Regions from separate parts of the Mus musculus genome. Here region 1 is linked to region 2. Evidence: chromatin loops called from intact Hi-C (ENCODE). Cell type or tissue: left cerebral cortex. All regions are shown on one strand.

Region 1 (2,500 bases), 110 kb after region 2:
TCCCTTGCCTTTTCTCTCCTGAGGCTTTAGATGATAGTAGGCATTTCACAGCAACCCTCTGACATCAGTGGGGCTGCTATTGGTTCTGTTTACAGATGAAGAAATTAAGGCTTAGGGCTTGCTGAGGGTACCCATCTAGGAAGTTCTGTCTGAGACCAAGTCTTGGACTTCTAGGTCTTATACTCTCTGGAGACAGGCAATGGAAGCCATCAGTGACAATGAACCAGTGAACTCTCATGTCCAAGTTACTGGTTTGGGTTTGAAACCTGGTGGCCTTTCTCTCCTGCCCCAGTTTTATGTGGTACCCACCTCATACCTGAGGCTGTCCTTGCTCCAGCCCCAGAGATCACATTCAGGTCTCTCCTAGACATTTCTGTGTCTGTGGTCACATATAGAGAAGACACAGGTTGTCCATCATTAGAGAAAGCAGTCACTGGAGCCTGAGTATCTAGTGATGCTCAGTGGAAAGAGATGCTCTCTGCCTGGAGGTGGTAAGATGATGTAAAATTGCCAAAGAGTTCTTAAAGTTCACCAGCAATACTTCCTTCCCCGGGCCAATCAGGCTACTCTGAGTCACGGGTGCTGCCCCGAGAGCAGCTGGGAAGAAAGTCTTGGTAGTGGGAAGATTTGAGATCGAAACAGATGAACATATAGAACAGGGGAAATGAAGGTTTGGTGGTATGGGCAAATGATGGACAGTTAGATAGATAGATGGATAGGTGAATAGATGAGTAGCTGGACAGATACATGGGGAAGGAATGAGCTTGTAATCTTAAAGGGGGCCACTTAGTTCATCCCAGGAGCCTGGGTCTTTTCTGTCATGTTAAATGAAGGGGTTAAGACAGTGAGAGAAGAGGGAGATGTAGGGACCAGATAGATGGGGGGTGGGGGGATGTAAGCAGGAAGAAAGACTAAACAGTGGGATTGTAGCAGTGTGCCCTTAACTCAGGGGCTCTGTCCAAGGTTCTGAACATTCCTGGCTGTTACAGTCGCTCAGAGATGGCCACTGGGACACTAGATTCTCATCTCTATGATTTACTGGCCGTGGGTGTTCCGGAGCTCACGACAATCAGTTATTTGTCACTTTCTGTATCCAGGAGGCTGGAACGAGGGTGAGTCAGGAGGGTGAAGTCACTACTGCAGTCTGAGTCTGCAGCAGCTGGTGGATCCCCTCCAACACCTCTGTACTCCCGCCCCCAGCCCCAGGCTGGTCACCACAGCTCCAGTCATTCTTCCGCCCCCCCAAAACACTGCCTCCCCAAAGGGAGACACAAGCAACACCCCCACAGTGCCTGCACATGCCTGCAGGAAAGCTAGACGCCTGCTTGGAGAACTTATCTTCTACCCCCTCATCCTGACCTTTATCGTAGCAGAGACACCTATGGGATAAGGGAGGATATAGGAGGGATCAGAGCCATGTCCTTTAAAAGATACTTGATCCACCTATGCCTGCTCCTCTCTACTTTCACCCCATTTCAGGGTACAAGACCTCACAACTATGGGCAATAAGGGACCGTGCGTGGGTCTGGAAAGAGGTGACATTCATCCCAACGAGGATGGTAAATAAGTATAGAAAGCCAAGAGAACAAATGCAAAATCTATGCATCCTCATGAGTGTCCCACCCACGAAGGATATTTATGGAGACGAATTAGTGGCATTTACAGGTGAAACCATGGATACTATGTCCTGCTAAAACATCAGTCCAATACAATAATATTCTCTTTTCCCTAAACCCAGCCAGACCCTTTACTGAGAAGTATGACATACAGACAAGTCTTTGAGTGTTTGAAGACATGCTTTGGGGTTAGACGTTTAAAAAAAATAAATAAAAGTCAGGGACTGAAGCAATCTACTAAAGCAATCAGTGAACTAAGAGAGGCATTGATGAGCTTAGGGATGTGTGTGGCTCAAACAGAGACAGGAAACGTGGCGTGAATCAGAATGTGCCGGGGATTGGGGGACACATGTAGGTGATCCTTCCACTGCTGCTTCTCCATCAGGACTCAGCAGCCAGACTCAACCCCAGGCTCATTGGCACAACACCCTCTCTTAAAAGAAAGCACTTGTAGATGGTGCTAGATACAGGTCAGCAAAAGATTCCTTGAAGCCTGGGAGCGGGGTGGGGCCCAAGAAGGATTGATAAACCCATCTTTGGACACAGAGAACTGCCCCTACTTTGTGTCTTGCAGACAAGGTCTGTTTCTCCCCTGAACTCCCACAGCGCTTGGTTCTGGCCTTTTGGAGGGCTTAATGAACTACATGCCTACTTGATCGATGCTCCATCACGCCAACTATTTATCAATGCTAATGTCTACCAGTGATTGTCTAGACAACCAGCATCTTTACAAAGACTAGCTTATGCACCACCACCACCACCCCCTAAGAACAATTTCAGATTTGCAGCAGCAGCGCCGCCATCGTTTTTCCGATGAAGCACATGAGTAGTAAGAGCTGCTGGATTAGGAACGAATCCACTGTCTCCTGCCTCGTGTTAGCTCC
Region 2 (2,500 bases):
AATAAAGGATGATGGGCAGGGTCTCTGGCTCAGAGTGATCAGTCTTCACTGCTAAAAGGCTACACGATTTCCCCTAACCTCAAACAGGGGGAGGGATGTGTCATTCATGTCTGCGTCCCTAGCAACTCATCTCTCTGTGAACGGCATGAGCAGCCTTCTCGTCGTTGCATAAGAGAAAAATCTAGAAACTCTCCCCGAGCTTTCTTTGTTTTACCCCTAGAGCTCCGGTTTGCCAACTACCTTACTGATTTCTCTGACTTCATCACCAAGTTGGCTTTAATGTTCATTGGCTTCTATCTTCACTGTTCCTTTTGGCTCCTATAAAGCGCTATTGTCTCTTCCATGTTATATGTGCACTAGGTATGCATCTAATGTATACACCACTAGCACACCTTTTTACACCCCCCCCTTCTCCATTTTACTGTTTGCGAGATAATTTGAAAGCATATCTCCACATTCCGATCCCCTACAGCAGTTCACAGTACATAGAGTACATGGTAAGTAAATATTTGGTGGGTGAATAAATAAATAGAGGGCGGGGCCATCATTAGGTCCTCTGCACGCTCACAGAAGCAGGGATACATCCTAGATAAGGAAGAAAGAGCTTCCTCAGTTTCCAAAGCTCTCTTGGTGCAAAATCTACTAGTACTCACTGGGGAAAAAAAATGCCATCACTTCCCCTCCCAGACTCCATCCCAGTCCAAAGCCAGGTGCCTGTCTTCCTGCCAGGAGCGTCCACAGCTAGCTGCAAATATTCCACTCAGTTTTCCCAGCCCATAACCTTAGCTATAGTGTTTACTACTGTGAACACCATCAGATACATTTAAATATGCTGTAAAGGTCAGACAATTGAAGCATTCCCCTTTTTTAGAATCCATTTCACATCGTGGCAGAGCTGAGGCTCCCGGCACCCTCTCAAGCTCGGCTCTGAAGGTAAATTATGAAGCTTTTTTTCTCTGCTGTAAGGACAACTTCATCATGTATCGTATTCTATGGGATAATGGCTGTAAACCCATCTGTTACAGGCGCGAGCAGCAAGTGCTGAAAGCCACAGTTGAATCTTAACTTCGGAGCCATCACCCTCAATTTCAAAAAAAAAAAAAAATCAGCTGTTAAAAGCAGCCTCACGTTTCAAAAAGTTAGGAGAAAATGATCAGGGGAAGGCATCTAGCCAGCAAATGCAGAAGCCCAGCGACCAAGCTGAGAATATCTGAAAGTGGAACGTGCGGCTTTAAAGCCCCTACTCCATTCTACTTCCGCCAGTCTTCCCTGGTGAGGAACATTTCCCCATTGCCCTGATGTACTGGTTGCTGATTCTTTTGAACGCAATGGTTCGTATGTTTCTTGAAGAAAGTGATGAAATGAAGGAACTTCGCTCCTAAGTAAACACACTACAGACGTCACATAAAAATCTTCCACTTAACATTGGCGGTGGGGAACATTGCAGACCACCAACACATCTCCAAGAACAAAGACACACACACACACACACACACACACACACACACACACACCCCAAAGACCTGTTTTATATTGTCCTTTGACTGAGAGTCTTAACCTAGTCACTTGGAACTATGTGGTCTTCGGACATGCATTGAGTCTCTCTGTGCTGCTGTTAGCTAGGATGGAAACTAAAGGTTTCTAACAAAAATAGTTAGACAGTGGCAACTATGTATTTATCTAAAACTTTTACAGCATCTTTCTCAACACTGCGCACTGTTCTTTTTGGGTTCTACAATGTAGGTTTGAGTGATCTATGGGGATGAAAATAGGATCTCAGAGACAGAGTTGGGAAATAAATAAGACTGAGATTTACCCAAAGAAGAAGAGAATTGGAAAGCAAAGAAAGAAAAGAGTGTATGGACAGCGAACAGAGAACCTGAACGCAAGAGGGGAGGAAAGCCCTGTGCACAGTTAGAGTAGTAGGCCTGAAGAAGTGAATGCACACAGTGTAGCTGTTAATTATACTGTCCCCTTTCTTCCCCCTGATCTCAAATCCCACCCTGCAGAAGAAAGTCATAGTGACAGGCATCCATCCTAAAGTTTTCATAGACTCTGCTGTGCATGCTCAGCTGCTCCATTTTGCCCTACTATCTCCCAAGGGAAACCTTGACTCCCATCTCCAACTCCAACTCTGTAAGGCAGACTCTATCCAGCTCTATTTACAAGGCCCTCCACATTCTTCAAGCCCTTCTAAGCAGCATGGGAAATTTTTGAGATTTCCTGACTATTCTTAGCGCTTTCTCACATTGGATGCCCTATGGTCTCCCTTTCCAAATAAACCAAGCCATGAAATATGGCTCCTCCTTCACGAAATTATGCCTAATCCTTCAGCCGGGATTGTTCTGTGTTCTCGGGGCAGGATGTTCCCATCTCTCCTAGGACATCCTACCAGTGCTTTGTGCATAGGTCACTTAACCCTATCAAGGCAGGCAGCAGAAGCATGGGCCACGACTCACATGTTTGACTCAGCATCCTGCTACTCACTAGATGAGACCAG

What was found. A loop is a pair of places that touch in the nucleus more often than their neighbours do. Peaks named below come from ENCODE experiments on the same cell type or tissue, not always from the same donor. Only the 100,000 strongest peaks of a DNase experiment are listed, where the experiment ranks them.
Region 1: a loop joins it to region 2, with 5 times the contacts of the local background. A loop is called at or near these places in 3 of 42 quality-filtered maps.

Annotation. Positions count from the first base shown.
Region 1 is chr19:48,258,011-48,260,510 of GRCm38, reverse strand. All of the region lies in intron 1 of Sorcs3 (sortilin-related VPS10 domain containing receptor 3), which reads right to left. Among named protein-coding and RNA genes, the nearest start is that of Sorcs3, 53 kb to the right of the region's middle. In left cerebral cortex, no CTCF peak of the experiment used is centred here; a DNase peak (open chromatin) is centred at 1,156; H3K27ac peaks cover 360 bases.
Region 2 is chr19:48,365,711-48,368,210 of GRCm38, reverse strand. The region is part of intron 1 of Sorcs3 (sortilin-related VPS10 domain containing receptor 3); the gene reads right to left. Among named protein-coding and RNA genes, the nearest start is that of Sorcs3, 160 kb to the right of the region's middle. In left cerebral cortex, no CTCF peak of the experiment used is centred here; DNase peaks (open chromatin) are centred at 751 and 1,026; H3K27ac peaks cover 872 bases.